2 separate regions of the Homo sapiens genome follow, and region 1 is linked to region 2. The links are chromatin loops, found by intact Hi-C in ENCODE. Cell type or tissue: dorsolateral prefrontal cortex. All regions are shown on one strand. Each heading gives the region's core, and the rest is flanking DNA. Links, peaks and the distances in the headings are about the cores only.

What was found. Peaks named below come from ENCODE experiments on the same cell type or tissue, not always from the same donor. Only the 100,000 strongest peaks of a DNase experiment are listed, where the experiment ranks them.
Region 1: it touches region 2 in a loop (4-fold over the local background); 9 of 110 quality-filtered maps call a loop at or near these places.

Annotation. Positions count from the first base shown.
Region 1 is chr22:39,401,423-39,409,475 of GRCh38, reverse strand. All of the region lies in intron 1 of TAB1 (TGF-beta activated kinase 1 (MAP3K7) binding protein 1), which reads right to left. Among named protein-coding and RNA genes, the nearest start is that of TAB1, 5.7 kb to the right of the region's middle. In dorsolateral prefrontal cortex, for the core only: a CTCF peak has its summit at 3,949; DNase peaks (open chromatin) are centred at 3,635 and 3,955; H3K4me3 peaks cover 1,498 bases; H3K27ac peaks cover 5,734 bases.
Region 2 is chr22:39,450,827-39,465,926 of GRCh38, reverse strand. MGAT3 (beta-1,4-mannosyl-glycoprotein 4-beta-N-acetylglucosaminyltransferase) reads right to left here and starts at 8,915. Exons shown (of 2, transcript NM_002409.5): 1 at 8,370-8,915. RefSeq lists enhancers at 3,395-3,464, 7,270-7,469, silencers at 7,790-7,919, 7,930-8,199, 8,930-8,989 and a cis regulatory region at 12,811-13,359. In dorsolateral prefrontal cortex, for the core only: no CTCF peak of the experiment used is centred there; DNase peaks (open chromatin) are centred at 7,721 and 9,203; H3K4me3 peaks cover 3,192 bases; H3K27ac peaks cover 7,202 bases.

The sequences.
Region 1 (8,053 bases), core at 54-8,053, 53 kb after region 2:
TATGTGCCTGGGGGGGAGGGCAGTGCAAGGCCTCTGGGCCATGGGAATGAGTTAATAACCAGTGAATTAAGTATTCTTCAGGTAACTGATAAATGTTGCCAATTATCCCCTATGTCTTAGATCTGCTTAGTATATTTTCATTTCCAGCGAGCTCACAAAAGTCTCCTATAACCAGGCAAATATACTTCCAAAGGTAGCTCCTTTTCTAGTCTGTCTCCTGCCACCAGCTGGAATGAAATTAATTATGAGGTTAAGCAGAAATACAAAAGCATCTACCCAGTCAGGAGTATCCCATGTCTTCCTCCTGAAAAGATGGCCAAAGAAGTCAATATTTAGCACCCCAAAGTGCCACAGGTGTTTTAAAGCATGGGAGGAAAAGATATTTCTATTTTCTAGAAGGCTGTGATTAAAAATGAGATTAAGATGAACTCATCCTCTCATATGAGATGAATAATATTAACACAAATGTGTCACCACAATGCAAAACCTGTCTTCGATGCTGTAATCACAGTTACCTCCTCTGCCAGTATCTAATTCCCATAAGGGACAGACACAGGCTTCCAAGGACTTGAATCTTTCTAAAAAAATCCATAGTTTCCCAGCCAAATAAATAAGACCCAAGCAACTTATGGGTCTGTTCCACATTAGACATACACTATTAAAAAAGGCCAGTGAGGCCAGGCACGGTGGATCAATCCTGTAATCCCAGCACTTTGGGAGGCCGAGGTGGGTGGATCACCAAGTCAGGAGTTCAAGACCAGCCTGGCCAATATGGTGAAACCCTGTCTCTACTAAAAATACAAAAATTAACCGGGTGTGGTGGCAAGCGCCTGTAGTCTCAGCTACTCGGAAGGCTGAGGCAGAAGAATTGCTTGAACCCAGGAGGTGGAGGTTGCAGAGAGCCGAGATCGCACACGCCACTGCACTCCAGCCTGGATGACAGAGCGAGACTCCGTCTCAAAAAACAAAAACAAAAACAAAAAACGCCAGTGAAATTGTCTTCCACAAGTAAAGAAAGAAACAAGCTCAAACAGGCAACTGAGGAACTTGCCACGTTGGTGTGTCATGGCACAAGAACAATTCATCTGAGAGCGTTTCACAACAGGAGACCAGGAGTAAGCTGATGATCTACTGACCACTGTATGCTGTGCTGTATTTGGCTGATGTGGGAATAACTAACTTTCCCAAATGAGAAAAACTGTGTGTCTGACGGCAATCAATCTACTGAGCACGTGCCTTGTTCATTAAGTACCCGTGAATAGTGTCTAGATATTTCAACACTGCTAAGTACTTTTTTAGGAAATCTGATTTTCATAATGTTGAGGCAGTAATATTTCTGGAATTTATTATTTTATAAACTGGCAAATGGTGTTTGGGTCAGTAAGTATGGACACTAGTGCTATTGTTTATCTAAGGAGTCTTGGTCCATTCTTGGTAAAAACACTCCAGAAAACAGAAACTGATGGCTCCTTTCTGAACATGCTACTCTGTATACTTCAGCCCTAATGCTGGCAACTTACTCAGTGGGGAACACTTCATTAAGATCAGGGCCATAGGGCTGGGCATGGTGGCCCACATCTGTAATCCCAGCACCTTGGGAGGCTGAGGCGGGCAGATCACGAGGTCAAGAGATTGAGACCATCCTGGCTAACATGGTGAAAACCCGTCTCTACTAAAAATACAAAAAATTAGGCTGGGCACGGTGGCTCACACCTGCAATCTGAGCACTTTAGGAGGCCGAGACCGGCGAATCACGAGGTCAGGAGATCGAGACCATCCTGGCTAACACAGCAAAACCCCGTCTCTACTAAAAATACAAAAAATTAGCCGGGCGTGGTGGCAGACGCCTGTAGTCCCATCTACTATCGGGAAGCTGAGGAAGGAGAATCGCTGGAACCCGGGAGGCAGAGCGTGCAGTGAGCCGAGATCACGCCACTGCACTCCAGCCTGGGAGACAGAGTGAGGCTCCCTCTCAAAAAAAAAAAACAAAACAACAACAAATGATCAGGGCCATAGCAAGGCTGCCCACTCTATTACTTCACACAGAACTGGAGGTGTTAGCCCAGGCAGTTAGACAGAGTAAAGAATGAGAGCATAAAAACCGGGAAAGAAGTCATTTCTATTTGCAGTTGATAGGACAGTACGCCTGGCAACCCTAAAGAATCAATGAAAAACTAATGCAAACAGAAAAAGAAATCAGTTAGGCGGCAGGATAGAAAATCAAAGTATGCAAATCAACAGCTTTCATATACCCAAGAGAAGATGAGCATCTAGCCTCTATGTAATGTAAAATAACAAAGTCCTTTTCCTGTGAGTTTCTACCATGTCTGTCTCCCCCAGCCAAACTACTATAGAAGGTTGTTTTAAATCTAAATTTATATCAGTCGAATTACATCTTAATGCATTCATCCCAGCCTTCCAGACTGTCGAAAGTTTTGAATTTTGCCCTTTGACAGATTAACAATCTCACTCAGCTGTGTATCTTGTACAGACAAGGCCTTCTACTCACTGTTCCAAACAATCTCTAAAAAACTGTGACCAGAGGCCGGGCGCAGTGGCTCACGCCTGTAATCCCAGCACTTTGGGAGGCCAAGGCGGGCAGATCATGAGGTCAAGAGATTGAGACCATCCTGGCTAACACGGTGAAACCCCGTCTCTACTAAAAATACAAAAAAATTAGGTGGGCGTGGTGGTGGGTGCCTGTAGTCCCAGCTACTCCAGAGGCGGAGGCAGGAGAATGGTGTGAACCCGGGAGGCAGAGCTTGCAGTGAGCCGAGATGGCGCCACTGCACTCCAGCCTGGGCGACACAGCAAGACTCCGTCTCAAAAATAAAAAATAAATTAAAAAAAAATAAAGAAAGAGTAAGAAAAAAATTACCCAAAGAGCATATGTAAAAGTACCCATGGTAAGGCAAAGCCTGTCCCTTTCTGTCTTTTTAAGTCCTATCTACCCTAAAGGCACTGCTCAAATCCAACTAGGGCCAGAGGCCCATGATTCCCAAACCTCAATCATCCACTGACCATCTTCAAGAAACTATCTTTCACTCAAATGATTCCTTTTTTTTTTTTTTTTTTTTTGGTGACAGTCTCACTCTGTCGCCCAGGCTGGAGTGCAGTGGCGCGATCTTGGCTCACTGCAAGCTCTGCCCCTCCAGGTTTAAGCAATTCTCTGCCTCAGCCTCTGGAGTAGCTGGGATTACAGGTGCGTGCCACCATGCCCGGCTAATTTTTTGTATTTTTAGTAGAGACGTGGTTTCACCATCTTGGCCAGGCTGGTCTTGAACTCCTGACCTTGTGATCCACACGCCTTGGCCTCCCAAAGTGGCCCTGTGGCAACCATTGTGCTATAGCCTGGTATTGTTAATTAGATTACCTTATTTCACTGATTTGAAGACCTACATTTTCCACATGTTAACGTCTCTGGAGTTGGTATGTTACAAGTTAATTAGCTGTGAGTTCTCTTTCTGAGCAATAGACAAAACACTGACGTGTCCTTAAAACATTGGTGTCTTAGATCCAATGACACATGGGCAGTTTCTCACGTAATTCGGGCGCTCGCCAGACACTGGTTCACTACAGTGGCCGGAGAACCTCAGGAGGTTCTACCAAGTGGGAGTGAGAGTATCTGGTCTTCTCCGTGTTCCCCAGCGGACTCACGCTGCTGCAGCTGAGTAGGCTTGGATCGTGTTCTCCCGTCCCTTTCCATCTCCATCGAGGATTAGCCATACCGAGCGTCCATTGCTGATTCCATTAAAGCCTACAGGACTGCCAAGTCTCTCGCTTCCTTCCTCCACATTTCTGAACAATTTTCAGAAAGGTCATGTACTTTCTATTCACACAAACCACCCACCCCTCCACCCCTGCACACACTGATGCATACTTTCTCCCACGCCCCCAAATGCCAGGCCTGCCAGCACCAGCCGTGAGCGGCGCTGGAGCGCAGGGAGCAAGAGTCTGCGAGAAGCTGAGAAGGGGGCGTCTCTCACTCAGCACAGCCTCATCGCGGAGCCACTGCAACACACACAACAGCGAACGCAGGACTTAACTCTTCCATGTCTGAGAAATGAACTGCTCATGAGAAATTTCACAAGAATACGTTAAGAAGCCTGTTTCAAAAGACCTAATTTTGATTTGATTTTGTGAAGGAGTTTCCAAAATTAATGTTTCGGTATGAAAAGCTTCTACAGTGATCCAACAGTATTTAACCCAACAAGGCCTTTACAAACACCCTGTGCATGATGTAAGCATTCACTCCTCATGTATATATGTGTCCATGTCACATAATAGTTCACAAAGTACCCACACAGACTCATCTCAAAGTCCTGGGCAGCAGAAATGGACAAAGAATGGTTCCAAGCTCAGGCCACAGCTTGAATACCAAATTATGCTATGAAAAGGCCAAGTGTTTTTGTGGTAAAAGCACCCACATTCCTTAGAAGCAAAAAGGAAGCTCAGAAAGGGAGACTCACAACCCCAGGAAGAGGGCTCGGAGCAGGGGAGCAGCAGACCTTTCTCTCCAAAAAGCTTCCAAGGCCCCAATGCCCCCACCACCTCCAACCTTCCGGATGACCCACTTCTCTGAGACCAGCTCCACTCCTGGCCCCCACTTCTCCCACCGGAGTTTTCATTGAAGGTTCTCCATGTCGTCATCCTAAAGAGCTCCTCATTCATTCTTAAAGGGGCTAATAATCATTGTTGGCACTTCCAATGTGCTAGGGCAGCAGCTGGGTGTATGCAATGGGTATAGGTGGTACCCCCATGGACCTTTTTATTTTAGTGGCTATGTATTTATTTTAACATCCTTTAGATAAATTACACAGATAGCAGCACCTATGATCTCAGATATAATTGCTCAGGACATGTCGAAGTTTAAAAAATTGATTTTAAGCTTACTTTCTTTTTTTTTTTTTAAACAGGTCTTGCTGTGTCACCCAGCCTGGAGTGCAGTGAGGGGATCATAGCCTCACTACAACCTCAAACTTCTGGGCTCAGGCAATCACCCCATTAAGTCTCCTAAGTACTACAGGCACATACCACCATGCCTCACTAATTTTTTTAAAGACTGAATCTCACTATGTTGCCCGAGCTGATCTGGAACTCCTGGCCTCAAGTGATCCTCCTGCCTCAGCCTCCCAAAGGGCTGGGATTCCAGGCATGAGCCACCATGCCTAGCCTGATTTTCTTTTTTATAATTAAGTAACAGTACAGGCAAAATCAAACTCTTGATTCCCCCTGCCCCAGGGTGCCCCTCTTCCAGGGCTCCCTCACCCCGTAAATGGCACCACTGTTGTTTAAACCAAAACCTTAAGAGTCCTTTTTGACTCTTCTTCCTCTGTCACACACCTCACATTCAATCCATCAGCAAATCACATGAGCTCTTCCTCCAAAACACAACTGGAATCTGATACTTCCCACCATTCTTCTGCCATCCCCATGGCCAAGACACCTTCTCGCACCTGGATGACTCTAGGAGTCTCTTAGGAGGTCCCAGGCTTCCACTCTCACCACTCAAACTCAAAAGAGGGATTTTTCGGCCGGGCACGGTGGCTCACGCCTGTAATCCCAGCACTTTGGGAGGCCGAGGCTGGCAGATCACGAGGTCAGGAGATCGAGACCATCCTGGCTAACACGGTGAAACCCCGTCTCTACTAAAAAAAAAAATACAAAAAGTTAGCTGGGTGTGGTGGTGGGTGCCTGTAGTCCCAGCTACTTGGGAGGCTGAGGCAGGAGAATGGCGTGAACCTGGGAGGCGGAGCTTGCAGTGAGCTGAGATTGCGCCACTGCACTCCAGCCTGGGCAACAGAGCGAGACTCCGTCTCAAAAAAAAAAAAAAAAGAGGGATTTTTCTCCAATCAAAAGTCACATCACATCAGGTCCCTACTCAATCTGCTCCCCATGAAAGCTTCACATCACATGAAGAATGGAATCCAGAGGCCACATCAGGACCTGTGAAGCCCAGCATGGCCCCCGGCTCCCTCAGACCTCAGCTACTCCCAAGCTCCCCCAAGGCACTCCACCCAGCTGCACCAGCACCCCTGAGGCTCCTGAAACAGCAGCCTTTGCATCTCCTGCTCCCTTGGGCAGGAATGCTGCCCCCATTTCCCCGTTTTCATCTCATCAAATGTGGAGAAGTCTTCCCTTACCACCCTGTCCAAAATGGCACCCCCAACATTCTGTGTGTGAATCTAGACTGTTCCTCATAGCACCACCTGATGCTGTAGTTTGGATATTACAAAATCACAGATGATCTGTATCTGTTCGGTGCTCACTGTCTGTCCCCTTTACTAGACCATCAGCTCCACAAAGGCGGTGTCTCCTGCACCTGCAGGGTGCCTAGCACATAGTGAGTGCTCAGGGACATTTAAGGGAATGAACAGCATTCACTCACGGCAGCACTGAAGGTAGAAGTTTCTGGTTAGCGGGCAACCAAGCCAGGCTAGTAGTGGAATGTGTCAGTTCCTTTAACACCAACAATACTCCCCAGAGTCCTCTTGGTTTGGAGAAACTAAGGCTCAGGGACATAAAGTGATTTGCCCAAAGCCAGTATGAGACTAACACTGTTTTATCCGGCTGAAAGGTCTGGGTCCTTTTGAACACATCAAGCTCTCCTTAGAACCTCTTTGTGGCCGGGCACAGTGGCTCACACCTGTAATCCTAGCACTTTGGGAGGCCCAGGCAGGCGGATTGCTTGAGGCCAGGAGTTCATGACCAGCCTAGGCAACGTGGTGAAACCCTGTCTCTACTAAAAATATGAAAGTTAGCTGGTGTGGTGGTGCACACCTGTAATCCCAGCTACTTGGGAGGCTGAGGCACAAGAATCACTTGAACCCACGAAGCAGAGGTTGCAGTGAGCCGAGATCACACCGCTTCACTCCAGTCTGGGTGACAGTGAGATCCTGTCTTCCCCATACACCCACAAAAAAGCTTTTTGCTTCAAAAGACCTTTCAAGGTACCACAGTGCCTGCAATGATGCTCCCACCAAGTGATCTACCAAGTGGCCCCAGCATACCCTTGCAAATGCCATTCCTGCAAACCTCCACTGACCCAGACCAATCAGGCCACTCTGCAGCCCCTCAACACATAGACTTGTAGTACTAATTGTACTTAACTTGTGAAAAGCTTAACAAACACATGCACACATATTTAAACACCTGTCCTTAGCCAGATGCGGTGGCTCATGCCTGTAATCCCAGCACTTTGGGAGGCGAAGGCAGGAGGATTGCTTGAACCCAGGATTCTAGACCAGCCTGGGCAACATGGCGAAACCCCATCTCTAGGAAGAAAAATGAAAACAAAAACACACGTGTCAAGAAAACACACATACACATCCTCCTGGAATGGCCCTCCTCTCCTCTGCTTGGCAAACTCCTCTCATCCTTTAAAGCCTCTAAAATTCTCTGCTGTCTGCCCAGGGCTCTTGACACAGGTCTACAATAACAAGACAGTGCCCCAGGTATTGTATCAGTGGCATATGCTCCTCCCAAGCTGATCTACAAACGCAGTGAGGGTGGGCACCACGCCTCATTCATATTTGCCCAGTAGCCACAGACCAGCAGCCCTCACAGCCATCTCTGAATGCAGGTGTCTGAGCTGAGTTGTTCTCCCCAGACTTGAGACAGTGGATGTGACATCAGCAAGCCCTACACACCACCTGGACATCCATACAACCTGTGAGAGGGATGTCCTGATCATCATGAGGGCGGAGGGGCCTTCTGATGACATCCCTGCCATCCCTTTGCCACGCACCAAGATGCAATGTGTTTAAAGCTAACTATTCTTGCTTTAAAAAAGGCCACCACCACCTGGAGAAACACATTCTGGGGCTAGTAGAGCTGGCCTTCTGCCTAACACAATTCCCTTTGGTTCCATCACATCTAGGAAGGGGAGAAGCTGGCAGCCACCTACTCTACATGACCCAGGTGGCTGCTCTCTTCTCAGCAAGCCAACTCAGCCTGCACCATTTACAATTTTCCCTCCCAATGTCACAATCCAACCAGCGTTTCCCAAATGCTAACTAGAGTGGGGACAGTTATACAGGGACCTTGCCCTCTG
Region 2 (15,100 bases), core at 3,806-11,805:
GGAGTCTCACTCTGTCACCCAGGTTGGAGTGCAGTGGCACAATCTCAGCTCACTGCAACTTCTGCCGCCCAGGTTCAAGTGACTCTCCTGCCTCAGCCTCCCGAGTAGCTGAGATTACAGGCACCCGCCACCATGCCCGGCTAATTTTTGTATTTTTAGTAGAGACGGGGCTTCACCATGTTAACCAGGCTGGTCTTGAACACCTGACCTCTGGTGATCCACCCCCCTCGGCCTCCCAAAGTGCTGGAGTTTTTTTGCATGATTTCATTTTCATATCTCAGGAACCATGGGCCACGGTGCCAAAATAAACCTCATTTCACTATATGGAAATTGAGTGCTAAGCAGGGGAAGTGGTTCGATCGTGTCTAGTGTCTGCAGTAGAGCCTGCCTGACGGGTGAGGGACCTGATGAGTTTGTGCAGCGTTCTACAATTAACAAAGCGTCTTACACACATGGTTTCACTGAATGCCCACAGTGAGTTGGAGGGTATGGCTCTGTTTTTCACTTGTGCCCATATCCCAAGGGAAAACCTTCCAAGGGGTGTAGCTGAGCCCAGGGTATCAGCCCAGAGAGGCCACGTGGCCAGCTGAACCCACCCATTTTTGCAGAGGGAACCTTAACGTCTGGGGCCCTGGGAAACTTACCCAGAGTGCCTCAGAGAGCTGAGGATCCCCTGTGTGGTGTGAAGGAGGAGACACCAGGCCCGTGTGGGACTGCACCCCTCCCTCTTCCCCTGCCCCCAGTTCAGAGCATTTCTCAGCAGGAACCAGGTCAGAGGCCAGCGTAGATGAGCAGGAGCTGGGGAGAGCAAAGTGCTCCGGGCTCAGGACTGAGCTCTGGTCCTGGAGTGGAGAAAGATAAAGCCTGACAGAGGCCGGGCGTGGTGGCTCATGGCTGTAATCCCAGCACTTTGGGAGGCCGAGGCAGGCAGATCACGAGGTCAGGAGATCGAGACCATGCTGGCTAACATGGTGAAACCCCGTCTCTACTAAAAATACGAAAAAAAAAATTAGCCAGGTGTGGTGGCAGGCGCCTGTAGTCCCAGCTACTTGGGAGGCTGAGGTAGGAGAATGGCGTGAACCTGGGAGGCAGAGCTTACAGTGAGCCGAGATCATGCCACTGCACTCCAGCCTGGGCAACAGAGCAAGACTCTGTCTCAAAAAGAAAAAAAAATAAATATGTATCAGGCCAGGCTCAGAGGCTCACACCTGTAATCTCAGCACTTTGGGAGGCGGAGGCAGGTGGATCACTTGAGGTCAGGAGTTGGAGACCAGCCTGGCCAACATGATGAAACCCCGTCTCTACTAAAAATACAAAAATTAGCTGGGTGTGGTGGTGGGCGTCTATAATCCCAGCTACCTGGGAAGGCTGAGGCAGGAGAATCGTTTGAACCCAGGAGGCAGAGGTTGCAGTGAGCTGAGATCGCGCCACTGCACTCCAGCCTGGGTGACACAGTGAAACTCCGTCTCAAAAAAAAAAAAGACAAGAAATATGCATCAAATGCCTTCTACGTGCCAGGCACAGAGCCAGGCCCTAGTGCATGCCCGGTGCCAGCCCGGGGGCCCAACCCATCCCCAGTCACCTGCAGCTCTCCCTGTGCCCCTCTCCTGTGGCAGCCACCATCACTCACCCACCACAATTTGCCACAACCATGTGCCAGGCCCCAGGTAGCAAGATGAGGACTCACCACGAGAGATTTGCCCAGTGCATTAGGCAAGCTCTGGGCATCATGCCCTGCCTGGGACTTGCTTCCAGGAAGAGGCAGAGGCAGCAAGTGCTAGGATGACAGCATGGCGGGGGCGGTGGGGCAGGGGTGAGCGCGGTGTATGAAGAGCTGGTGGGGCCCAGGCTACGAACACAGGCGGGGGCTCGGTCACAGGATCTGGGTTACAAGGGTTGGGGATTGGGAAATCTAGTAGCCACTACAGATGCCAGGGAGCTGTGAACTGGCTCTTGGAATGCACAGGCCTCTGTATCCTCAGGGCAGCATTTTTTATTTTTTTTTAATTTTTGAGATATGGTCTTGCTCTGTCGCTCAGGCTGGAGAGTGGTGGTGCGATCTCAGCTCACTGCAGCCTTGACCTCCTGGGCTCAAGTGATCTTCCCCCTCAACCTTCCAAGTAGATGAGGCTATAGGCGTTTGCCACCATACCTGCCTAATTTTTTTTTTAATTTTTTGTAGAGACAGGGTCCCACTATGTTGCCCAGGCTGGTCTCGGACTCCTGGACTCAATGAATCCTCCTGCCTCAGCCTCCCAAAGTACTAGGATTACTTTGGGAGTCCAAGTCAGTATTTTTTAAACTGTGGGCTTCCAGCCCTCCCGTTGTGAGATGCTCACTCAGCAGGGCTGGCTAGGGTCTGGCAAACAGGTACTTTACGCAGGCCGCCCAGGTGACATTGAGCAGGCGTTCCAGAGACAGGGCCCAGGACAGTGGCAGAAGGAGGGCCTTGAAGGGGAAGCCTGGAGGCCAAGAGGCTAAGTGATGGCTGTCTCAGGGCTCCAAGCCTCAGGGAACAGGCCCTGCTGGGAGCCCACGGGAGAGAAGGAACAGGTCTGGGTGACCGAGGGAGGCTGCTCTCTGAGGGTCCTATAGGCTGGACACAATCCCAGCCCTGCCACTTCCCAGCTGTGGACCCCCAACTCTGGGTACCCTCAAAGTGCCAAACAGGGATGATAATAGTGCTTGCCTCTCAGCAAGTTAGAGACATCTCTGGGAGAATGCATAGAAAGTGGTTGGTTGGCCCTGGGCCCAGCACATAGGAAGTGCTTGATAAAGAGCAGCAAATTATGATGACCCGGAGGCCAAGGTGGGGAGGACAACCATGGGAGCCATCCACCACCAGGCCTGCCAGCCAGAGTCCCAGAACCCACTCGGGCCGGCCTCCCTCACTTAGAACCCTGTCTCTGGGCTGTTCCTTCTGGGAAGTTCCTGGCCTGCCCAGAGAGGGCAGCCGGAGAGCAGGCTCTGAGGTCCTGGCACGTGCACAGGTCTGTCTCCCTGGCCTGGCCCTCACCCACCCCTCTCAAGGGATTCCCACTTCGGTAAGAACCAAAGTTTTGAGCCAAATAAGTTCATAAACAATACGGTAATTAGGTGTGTGAATGATTTCCATTGTTTCAATTTTATTTTTATAGAAAAGATGAAAATAAGTGAGCCAAAAGGGGGAATTCCACTTCAGGCAGCCCAAGGAGAAGTACGTGACAAGTCGGTTAACTTCCTGACTTATGGGCAAGGCCGTGGGTCCCCTTGTCAGCTCCCTGCTGTGAGAGGGGGTTCCTGGCCTGCTTCCAGCCCATGGGCAGCTCCGCCCCTTCCCGAAGCCTCACTGTCCCCTTCCTGGCGGTGGGGACAATAGCCCCTCCCAAGCAGGTCCCTGTACCCTCCCTCTGTAGTGTGAGGCTGCCCTCTGGAGGGTCAGTCCCTTCCATCAGGGATGGAGAAGGAGTAATAAGCAGGACAGCAAGGCTGCTCACCTGGGCTGAGAATTATTCATTCACTCATTCATTCATTCTTTCATTCATTCATCCATTCATCCATCCATCTGCACATTTAACTGAGGGCCTCCTCAGTACCTGTGTCGCTGAAAGTATATCAGGAACACGTAACAAACACGCCAAAGACACCGGCGTGATACTCTGGGAGCTGACAGCAAGAACACCAGGAAGCATGTGGGCTTCCCTGAGCCAGAGATGCTGCAGCTAAGATGTAAAGAGTGGGTCAGTGCAGGCTGGGTGTGGTGGCTCAGGCCTGTAATCCCAGCACTTTGGGAGGCCGAGGCAGGCGGATCACAAGGTCAGGAGCTTGAGAACATCTGGCCCACATGGTGAAACCCCATCTCTACTAAAAATACAAAAATTAGCTGGGCATGGTGGCACGTGCCTATACTCCCAGCTGCTCGGGAGGCTGAGGGAGGAGAATCACTTGAACCAGGGAGTCAGAGGTTGCAGTGAGCCGAGATCATGCCACTGCACTCCAGCCTGGTGACAGAGTGAGACTCTTCTCAAAAGAAAAAAAAAAAAGAGTGGGTCAGTGTGAACAAGAGACTGCACCTCAATTTCCCCATCTGTAGAGGGGACTATCCTGGAACCTCTGTCACTGGCTGCCATAGGAACACAACACATGCTGGCTATTGATATTTTTATAGGCAGGAACGTGTACATGGGAGGGGCTGTAGCATCGGGGGAAGAGCAGAAGGGGAGATGGGTCTGTCTGACTTGGGTTGTGGGGCTGGTGTCACAGAGGAAGGGGGTCATGAGGAAGCTTTTGATGGACAACAGAGTTACAGGGGACAGTGAATGGAAGAGGAATTCAAGTCGAGGGAACAGCACAGCAAGGGAATGGAACATGAGGTTTGGGACCTGCTTGGGCCACATCTCTGAGCTCTCATTGGCTTAAGCTTGGGGCCCATTCTGTGCAGAACCCCAAGGCCAGGCCAAGGTGGAGAGGAGCCCCTCGAAGGAGGGGTTAGTGCAAGTGTGCGTCAGGGTCAGGGGTGCAAAGGGTCTCAGGACGGGGAGGACACCAGAAGCTCTCCGTTCCCTCAAGCCTCACCCCAGGGCTGGTGCAGGGTGGCCCCTCACCTCCAGCCCTCCCATGCCTCCCCCTGAAAGCCCTTCTCACCTACAGTATCGCCCGCAGCTCCCAAATCTAGCTGACCAACACTCTCTGCATCCTTTCCTCCTCATTCAACCATCATCTATTAAGCACCCGCTGAATGCCTGGGGACTAAAGCTGGCACGTACCAGCTCCCATTATGACACTCTTGTTAGGCCATGGGTGGCTTAAAATCAGCCATATGGGGAGGATTTACAGCACAGCGATCGGCCAACTCATCAGGGGTTTGTTTCCCAGAGAGCCAGTTGCCAGCCTACTATTGCCCCCGGTTGGAGCAATGGATCTGGAAAGGCAGGTCCCTGGGCAGGGGGACTCAGTCAGAAAAGGAAGACATCAGGGACACGTAAACAACACATCTCGAAGGGCAGGTGGTGTAGTCTCCAAGGAGGCAGGGGTGAATCGGGAGACTCGTTCTGGAAGGGAGCAGTAAATGGCCACTGGAAACTATGCCAAGCTGTTCAAATAGTAACAGTGCACCCCACCCCCATTTTATTTATTTATCTATTTATTTTTGAGATGGAGTCTCACTCTGTTGCCCAGGCTGGAGTGCAGTGGCGCAATCTCAACTCACTGTAGCCTCTGCCTCCAGGTTCAAGCGATTCTCTCGCCTCAGCCTCCCAAGTAGCTGGAATTATAGGTGCCTGCCACCATGCCCAGCTAATTTTTGTATTTTTAGTACAGATGGGGTTTCACCATGTTGGCCAGGCTGGTCTTGAACTCCTGACCTCAGGTGATCCACCCACCTCGGCCTCCCAAACTGTTGGGATTACAGGCATGGGCCACCACGCCTCGCCTCAGCGCCATTTTAGACACAAGAAAACTGAGGCACAGAGATGCAGAGTCACCAGCCCACAGTCACACAGTGAGAGAGGCAGGGCCGGGATTTGAACCGGGCCACTAGATCTGGAATCCCTACTTTTAGTGACTCTTTCCTTGCCCCCAAGCAGCCAGCACAGGGCTAGGTGGAGCATCGGTGCCAGGGGTATCTGCTCCCCAATGGATTCTAATCTCCTCAGGGCAAGGCCTATGTCCTCTCTGTCCAGCACAGTAAATTATTACCCCTACCTGAGGACACTGTGTTCCAAGACCTGGTCCCCACATGAAGGGCTTGGAGATGGCTAAGATGAGGGGCTGCATCACTGCACTCTGGGGAGCAAAGGGGCTCTGGCTCTTGGGGAGCACAGCAGGATACCCTGAATGACTTGGCTGGGCGGGTGGGTGCCCATGAGGCCAAGAGGGGCTGTCTTTGCAGACCACCCTGCCTCTGGCCACTCCTCACTGCTTATGTAGTCTTCCCAGAATTGCATGAGGACCACGCAGTTCCCCCACCCTCAGCTCTCTGCCGTTCACGTCCAGCCCAGCCCTCTCGTGATTCTCATGGCCGCTGCCCAGTGAAGCTGGCCTGGCCCGCCAGCTGGCATCGGCATCCTCGTTTTCCAGGTAATAATACCGCAGCCAGCGATCTCTTGAGTGCTGCTCAGGTGCCAGGCACCCTGTGTGCATCCTCTCATTCAACCCTCTCTGCAACTCATTCCATTCAAAATTCTCCCCCATTTGATCACACCTGGAATCCGAGCACTTTGGGACATAGAGGCAGGAGGATCACTTGAGCCCAGGAGTTCAAGACCAGCCTGGCCAACATAGCAAAACCTCATCTCTATTAAAAACTTTTTAAAAAATTAGCAGGGTGTGTTGGCTCACGCCTGTAGTCCTAGCTACCCAGGAGGTTGGGGCAGAAGGATCCCTTGAGCCCAGGAGGTTGGGGCTGCTGTGACCTATGATCACACCACTGCACTCCAGCTTGGATCACAGAGTGAGACCCTGTCTCAAAACAAAAACAAAAACAAAACCTCCCCATTTCACAGATGTGGAAACCGAGGCTCAGAAAGCTGACTTCCTGAGGTGGTCCAGTTACTACAGAAAAAGAAATCATCAGGGTTGGGCGAGGTGGCTCACGCCTGTAATCCCAGCACTTTAGGAGGCCAAGGTGGGTGGATCACTTGAGGTCAGGAGTTCGAGACCAGCCTGGCCAACCTGGTGAAACCCCATCTCTACTAAAAATACAAAAATTAGCCGGGTGTGGTGTCGGGCACCTGTGGTCCCAGCTACTCGGGAGGCCGAGGTGGGACAATTGCTTGAACCCAGGAGGTAGAGGTTGCAGTGAGCCAGGATGGCACCACTGCACTCCAGCCTGGGCGACAGAGTGAGGCTCCATCTCAAAAAAAAAAAAAAAAAAAGAAAAGAAAAGAAAAGAAAAAGGAATCACCAGTGTGCCTCAAGTAGCCCTGACCACACCAAGGGCACCAGGCAGACCCTTAGAATGGGTCTGAGCCAGCGGCATCCCCCCAGCCAGGTCTTGGCTCCCTGCCGTCCTCAGGACCAAGTGCCAGCTCCCTGCTGTGCCCTCCCACCTCACCTCCACCTGGCCTCCCTGCCCAGCCTCTGCCCCGTTTTCATCTCACTTCTTCCAGGGGGCACCCACAGTGCCTGACTGTTCCCACTGCCACCTCTCAACACACGCCAGACACTCACACCTCTGAGCCTTTGCTCATGCCATTCCCTTGGCCCACAACGCCCTTCCCACCTTTCTCTACCCAGAGATCTCTGGCAGCTTCCTGTCGTCATCTCTTCCAGTAACCTCTCTCTTCCTCCTGGGCTGGGACCCCTCTTTCAAACCTTCCTAGGACCCAGAGCGGCTCCCCTTAGCACTCCTTAGACTGAAAACCCCCTCAGAGCTGCAGCTCCTGGGGGTGGGGGCTCTCCCCTCCATCCTTCTGCTGGGCTCCATGTCTGGATCTTTCATAACTGCTCCCCCTCCCCAAACGACACGCCAGTGCTCACAACTCCCCCATCAAGGCGAATCTGGACTGGTGTGTCCCAGGAATGAAGTGGGGAACCAGGGAGGAATCCCACTGGGGTAGTGTGTCTGCCCACACCCCATCAGGGGCCTTCAGGGGCATCTTCCGGGGCTGGGGGTCATCCGACCTCAGACCACTAGGTCTGGCCGCGCGGCATCCCTTCCTGCTGCACCCCAGCTCAGGAACCCCACCATACACACACCCAGGCGCACTCCCCTCCCCACTCCCGGTTCCAGAACTCACTATTTGCAGATATTTATAGCGCCCTCCCTCAGCCAGGTTCCCTCCCCCGCCCTGGGCAGAGCAATGCAAGGAGCCGGGGGCCCCCACCCCGGTAAATGGCCGGGGGCCCTCTCCACATTTGCCTCTGCCTGGTCCCCAGGGGTAGCTACGGCCGCAGCCCCCGCACCCGCCCAGCCCCCGACTGCGCTTGGGCCTCGGCTGCCGCCGCCGCAGTCTGGGGTCGGGGGTGGGGAAGGCGGGCGCGGAGGCCTCCCACCCCAGCCCCGCGCCGCGCCGGAGGTTGTGGGGGAGCCGCGCCGGAGGCTGGGGGGTGCCGCGCACAAAGCACGGCTCGAGCCCCGCGCCTCGGGGACGTCCCCCGCCCGGCCGTGGGAGGGGGTCGGGCGCTGAGGCTCTGCCCTCCGGGGACCGGGGAGCTCGGAGGAGCGGCGGGTAGGGGGAGGGGGCCCGCGCCGAGCGGCTTCCCCGGCATCCCGCCCCCACCGCGGCCTCCGGGCCCCCAGCCCCAGTGCGCCCGCGCCCGCCCCCTAAGGTCACGCTCGGGGAGTGGGCCGCGGAGCCGGGCGGGGGGCGCCAAGCGCAGCGCGGGAGGGCGGGCAGCGCGGGGATAGAGGGGCCGCGGCGCCCCCCAGGACGCCGGGGTCAACTCACCCATCGCCCGCTGGGTCTCAGCAACGGCGGCAGCAGCGGCGGCGGCGGCTCCGCGGCCCCCGGGGTCCCCGGCGGGGAGATGCTGGCGTCCGCCGCAGCCTCTCGCCCCATCCCGGGCTCCGGCGGCAGCGGCTGCGGCGGGCGCCCGGCATCGCAGGCAGCGCGGCCCCGGCCCGGCCCCGATCCCCTCCCCCCACCCCCACTTCCACCCCGTCCCGGGGACCCGGCGCGGCCGCTCGGCTGCACCCCGGGGCGGCGGCGGGGGCCCGGCGAGCGGACGGGCGCGGGGGAGGGACCGCGGCGGGCGCGCGGGGGGCGCGGAGGCGAGGCCGAGCGCGGCGCGCAGGGGTGCCCGCTCCCGCCGGCTCAAGCGGCTCCGGCCCCCACCCCGCCCCCTCCGCAACCCCCTCCCCTCCCCCGCCAGCCGGGCTCCGCCGCCGCGCCGGGCCGGGGGCGCCTCGCACCGCAGACTCCGGCCGCCGCCGCCCCGCGCCGCCCGCGCGTGCTGGATCGAGTGTGTGCGTGTGCGAGCGAGTGTGTGTGAGTGCGAGTGTGCGCGCGCCCCTCCTGTGACCGTGCGTGCGCCGGCCCACGGCCCGGGGCGGCCTGCGCGGGGGCGTGTGCGGGGAATGCGGGTAGTTCGGAGTGCGGGCCTGGTGTGCGTGCGGGGCAGCAAGTCCCGTTCTGTGTATGCGTGGACGGGTGCGTTCCGCAGCGTGCCCGGGTCGGTGTGACTCCGTGTGCCCGAGTCTGTGCCTGTGTGTGCATGGACGTGCAGATCCGTGTTGCGGTGTGTGCGTGGATGCGCCTGTGCCCGCGTGAACCTGGGCCGGGATTTCGCATAGGCATCTGTGACCATGTGCAGAGGCCTGGGCCTGTGATGTGTGCACGGTGCCGGGCCTGTTACGGTGTCTGCAGAGTCTGTGTGTCTGCTTGGGGCGTGGGTGACCGCTGTACACCGGCCTGTGTCCTTCCGTCCGACCCCCTCCGTCCCTCACATGCCCGAAGCCACCTGCGCACTCCTGGGGTAACTGGGGGGGCCTCCCCTCCCCCGCCCCCCTCACCCGGCCACCCTAGGCCCGGTCGGCCCTGCCAACCCTCTTGAGCCTACTCTCCTGCCACTTGCCCACCAGCGGTTCTCCGAGGGCCCACCGTGTCGTGCCCTGGCTCCTCGTGGCCTTGCTCTAGGCCATTCCTCTCAGGGCTCAGAGGCGTCCCCCACGTGTTTCCCGCCTTTCAAGTGGTTCCGTTCTGGGGCCTACAGAGCAGCCACTTCCTCCCGCGGTGCGAGGCACAAGGCATTGTGGGTACGCAGCAGACATCTCTGCGCCGCCATCGTCGAAGGTGCAGGGATGCGCTACCTATTCTATATCCCAGCGAATGTGCTCCAGAATAGTCCCAGAGGCCTTTGCTGAACCATCCGGGCTGCCTAGGGCTGGTCTACCTGCTCCAGGTGCCTCCGTGCCCAGCTTCATCCATCCTTGCTGAGGAGGCAGAGTGATCCTACTCCAACATTCACTTGAGCAGGTCACTCTCCTGCCTGCACCTTCAATGGCTCCCACTTGCCCTCAGCTTAAGTTCAGTGCCTGGGCGGGGCACAGGGAGCCCCTGGTGACCTAGTCTTGCCCCCTTCTTCAACGTCACCCTCACTGCTCTTTTCTTCCTGGAGGCTCTCTCTAAGCAAGGGTGGGCAAACCATTTGCTTTAAGAGATTGATTGTAAATCTTTTAGGCTTTGCCAGCCATATGGTCTCTGTCCCAACTACTCAACTCTGCCATCGTAGCATAAAATCAACCATAGACAATACGTAAAAGAATGAGCCTGGCGGTGTTCCAATAAAACTTTATGGACACAAAAATTTGAATTTCGTGTCATTTTCACGTGTCCAGAAACATTTTTTGATGTTTTCCCAACCATTTGAAAGTGTAAGATCCATTCCTAGTTCCTATCACTCTAAGCACATTCCATTATAACATCTCCATGGGCCGGGCATGGTGGCTCATGCCTGTAATCCCAGCACTTTGGGAGGTTGAGGCAGGTGGATCAGAAGGTCAGGAGTTCAAGACCAGCCTGACAACATGATGAAACCCCATCTCTACTAAAAATACAAAAATTAGCCGGGTGTGGTGGCACACGCCTGTAATCCCAGCTACTCGGGAGGCTGAGGCAGGAGAATTGCTTGAACCCAGGAGGCGGAGGTTGCAGTGAGCCGAGATCATGCCACTACACTCCAGCCTGGGCAACAGAGCAAGACTCCATCTCAAAAAAAAAATAAATCATCTCCATGACATGTGCTTAAGGTAATTGTCACTCCCCCAAAATCCAGTCTATTCTGCCCTGCAAAAATGTTGCCCTCCTCCTCTCCCCAGCCTGGCTGTTCAACCCTCTCTGCCCCTTCTTCTCCGGCCCCCAAAGAACCTTCAATTTCTGCTCAAATGTGTCCCCCTCCCCCAATTCCCCATGCCACAGCTCTCCCTGCCTGGGACTCATTCCCCTCTGGAAGGGACCGCCTCACAGACACTTTCCTTCCCCAGAACCTTCTCTCCCTCCCTGAGCCTTCAGCAGCAACTCTGGGCGTCCCTCAGCCCATGAAAGAAGTGCTGTTTCAAGTCTGGATTCTCCATTGAACTCGTTCTGAGCATCAAGAAAACCTTGACATTGGCCCCCAAGCACGAAGGCAGGCACAAAATAATCACATTCCTCCATTTCCATTGCTCCTGGCAAAGGGGAGGAGGACCTGCCCAAGCCCCAGCCCCTGCCCTTGAGGCCCAGTGAGAAGTAAAGACACGCCCCACTCCCCAGGGAAGCTGCCCTGCCCAGAGCTGGCCAGGGTCAGGGGACTTGCTTGCTCTCCATCTTCCCCCAGCTTGGGTCTTTGTTCTCCTGACCTTTCCAGATTCCCAAGCTTCTTGGGAGGCCGAAGTGGAGTCAGCCTTGTTGGGTTCATACCAAAGTCCGCCTCCATGTCCTCAATGCGGCACTCAGTGTGTTGGGCGCTGTGTGGCAAGTACATCTTCCCCACGCCCAGCCTGTCAGAGATAAGTAACTTGCTCGGTCACACAGCCACAGCTGGGCACACCAGGCCCCACCCTCCACCCTCCCAGCTCAGGCCCTGTGGTGCCAGAAGCCTCCCTCCCAGAGAGCTGGCCAGAAGGGTAAACATCCCCCAATTCCTTCCTCCCACATGGCCCCTGTCACTCTTTTCCCCTCCCACATTCACAGAGGCCTGGCACACAGTAGGCACGGAGGTGCTCAGCAGGTGGAGAAGCTGAATCCCAGGGAGCTTAAGACCTGGGTTCTATGCCAGCTCGCCAAGTGTTCCAGTCATTTCAATCCCTAAGCCTCAGTATCTTCATCTGCAGAATGGGACGAATCACTGCCCTGACATCGCATTGACATCAATGGAATCTGGTTCTCTCCATCCTCTCCCAGCCGTCCTCCAGGCCCCACGATGACGTGGGGGAGGCTGGGGCTCCAAGCTCCATGGTGATATGGGGGAGGGTGGTTGGTGGCCCTCTTGCCCCACTGCTCCTCTAGGGGCTGAGCTGCCTGACAAGGAGGCTGTGGGAGCTGGAGGTGGGAAAAGCCCAGATACAAGATTAGCCAATCTCAGGCGGTGTCTCCTTACAGCCCTGCTGTCCCCTTTCACCCAGGCCTTTTTGGCTCTGGGAACAATTGCTAGGTCTGTTACCCTTTCAGCAGCTGCTGCCTGGCCTGTGGGAGCCGCATTCCACCTCCCTGGGGCATCTCACTCCTGGCCCTGGGTCTCCAGGTGGGGAGGCTCCTCACCCATGCCATGAAAACCAAGCCACAGGCCAGGCGCAATGGCTCACGCCTGTAATCCCAGCACTTTGAGAGGCCAAGGTAGGCGGATTACTTGAGGCCAGGAGTTTGAGACCAGCTTGGCCAACATGGTGAAACCCCATCTCTACTAAAAATACAAAAATTAGCCGGCCGTGGTAGCACATGCCTGTAGTCCCAGCTACTGGGAAGGCTGAGGCACAAGAATCCCTTGAACTCGGGAGGTGGAGGTTGCAGCGAGCTAGGACCGCACCGCTACACTCCAGCCTGAGCAACAGAGTGAGACCCTATCAAAAAAGAAAAAGAAAAAGAAAGAAAGAAAGAAAGAGAGAACCAAGCCATCAAGCCCCAGCCCTGCCAAGGCTCCAGGTGGTCAGGGAGCATGGCGGTGCAGTGGGCAGAGTGAGCTGGCTCCGGTCGGGGCCCTCCGAGCTGCGCCAGGGCTCCACACTCAAAGCCTAGGCCCATTGGTCTGCAGAGTGGGCATAAAGGTGGCCACCTGACAGCGTGTGGGGAGGGTGAGGGAGGTGGGATGTGTGACAAGGTGGTGCTGGGCAGCACCGAAGGTGTTTGATAAAGGGTCCTTTGAGAAATTAAAATGAAATCCCAAGCCCCCCAACAGCCCCCCGTCTTGGCCAAGGGAACCCCAGAGAAACCTTGAAAGCTGAGTGCTTGGCTACAACAGAATGGGAGGTCAGACACTCCTCGATACAGCCCCTCCTGAACCCCTTCCTTAGGGAAGAAAGCCTGCTGACGGTTAGGGCTAGCCAGAAACCAGCCCTTTTGAAAGACTTCACCACTGATACCAACCAGCTGTCCGATGCTATCCCTCTTTTGCAGTTTTGACACAATAACTGACCATCATCCCTTCCTGATAAGAAACCATTGTCCAGACAGTCTAAAGTGGACGCCCAGTGAAGGTGTTCGTCAGAGATAAGTGACTTGCTCAGTCGCACACAGCCAGCCCTGGGCACAGCCGGGCACAGCCAGGCACACCAGGCCCCACCCTCCACCCTCTACCCTCCCAGCTCAGGCCCTGTGGTGCCAGGAGCCTGCCTGAGAGCTGGCCAGAAGGGGACACAGCCCCCAATTCCTTCCTCCCACATAGCCCCTGTCACTCTTTTCCCCTCCCGCATTCACAGAGGCCTGGCACACAGTAGGGTCCTGTGCTTCACCTTTTGACATCAGAGGGCTGAAAAACACCCTGCGATCACACTAACGCCACCATTTTTTTGCATGTGTGACTCACTAAGGGGCATGAAGCTTAATTGCACAGGTCCCTGTTTCTCCTTACATCAATATTCATGACTCCCCCTATAGCTTATTAAATATGTATATTCAGCCACCCTGCTCTGTATAAATTCCTGTTCCCTTTGCCCCTCCCTTGAAGCATGTGTTCCTGGCTTCTGGCTGGAAGCTATGCTTCCCAGCCTGTCAGAATGGCTGCCCTGCAGGCTGCAACCCTTTATGAGAAATAAAGCTCTCCTTTCCAAATTTGTGAAACTCATTGTTCTTCTGTTGGCGACTTCCTTCCCCAACACTGGCCAGGTGAAGTCAGATCTGTCCCCTTTCTACCCTCCCCCACATACACTCCATTCAGCTGAGCTTGTCCCATCCACTGGCAGCCCTCTGAAATGCTTGCAATTTCTCTGCCTTTTTTTTTTTTTTTTTTTTTTGAGACGGAGTCTCACTCTGTCACCACGCTGGGGTGCAATGGTGTGATCTTGGCTCACTGCAACCTCCGCCTCCCGGGTTCAAGCGATTCTTCTGACTCAGCCTCCCGAGTAGGTGGGAAGACACGTGTGCACCACAATGCCCAGCAAATTTTTTGTATTTTTAGTAGAGACAGGGTTTCACCAAGTTGGCCAGGATGGTCTTGATCTCTTTTTTTTTTTTTTTTTTCTTGAGACGGAGTCACTCTGTTGCCCAGGCTGGAGTGCAGTGGTACAATCTCGGCTCACTGCAAGCTCCGCCTCCCGGGTTCACACCATTCTCCTGCCTCAGCCTCCCAAGTAGCTGGGACTACAGGCGCCCGCCACCACACCCGGCTAATTTTTTGTATTTTTAGTAGAGACGGGGTTTCAACGGGTTAGCCAGGATGGTCTCGATCTCCTGACCTCGTGATCTGCCTGCCTTGGCCTCCCAAAGTGTGGATTACAGGTGTGAGCCACCGTGCCTGGCCGGTCTTGATCTCTTGACCTTGTGATCCACCAGCCTCGGCCTCCCAAAGTGCTGGGATTACAGGTGTGAGCCACCGCACCTGGCCAGTTCTCTGGCTTTTTAAAATCTCTGTACCTGGCATATCTGTGTTCTGCCCAAAACGCCTTTTTGGAAAAACTCCTACTCATCCTTAAAGACCCAGCCCAGGTGTCTCCTCCCCTCAAAGGCCCCTGAAGGGCTTCTGGTTTCCAGGAGCCCTGCTTGCCTCCATTTGGAGAATTCTCACCTCAAGGCCTTTACTGCTACTGGGTTCTGCCTGGAGTGCCCTTCCCAGCCCAGCCCAAAGAGCTCAGCTCAAATGCCACCTCTCCAGAGTCTCCTCTCACTCCCTTTCTTGGGACCTGAGCACTTCCTGTCTGCTATCCTGGGCTCCTCACCTGGCCTTGCTGTGAGCTCTTGGGCAACTAGGATGAGAGAAGTTTCCCCTAGCCCCTAGCTGGTGCTGGGGACAGAGGGCCCTAAGGGAGGGGCCCCTGCTGGTCCAGGTAGGGTGTCTGGGCCAAGTCTTGCTGGTCAAGCCCTCTAGGCTTGCGTGGCATTGAACAAGTCCCTTCTCTACCATCCTTACTTTCTACACTTGCCGAGTAGGGGTAATGGATTAGATAGGGATCCATTACTTGGGGGAGTCAAGGGATCCAGCAATCTCCTAAAATTCCCAGTAGCATGGTGTGTGTGACTGTGAGCATGTGTGAGTGTGTGCATGCATGTGA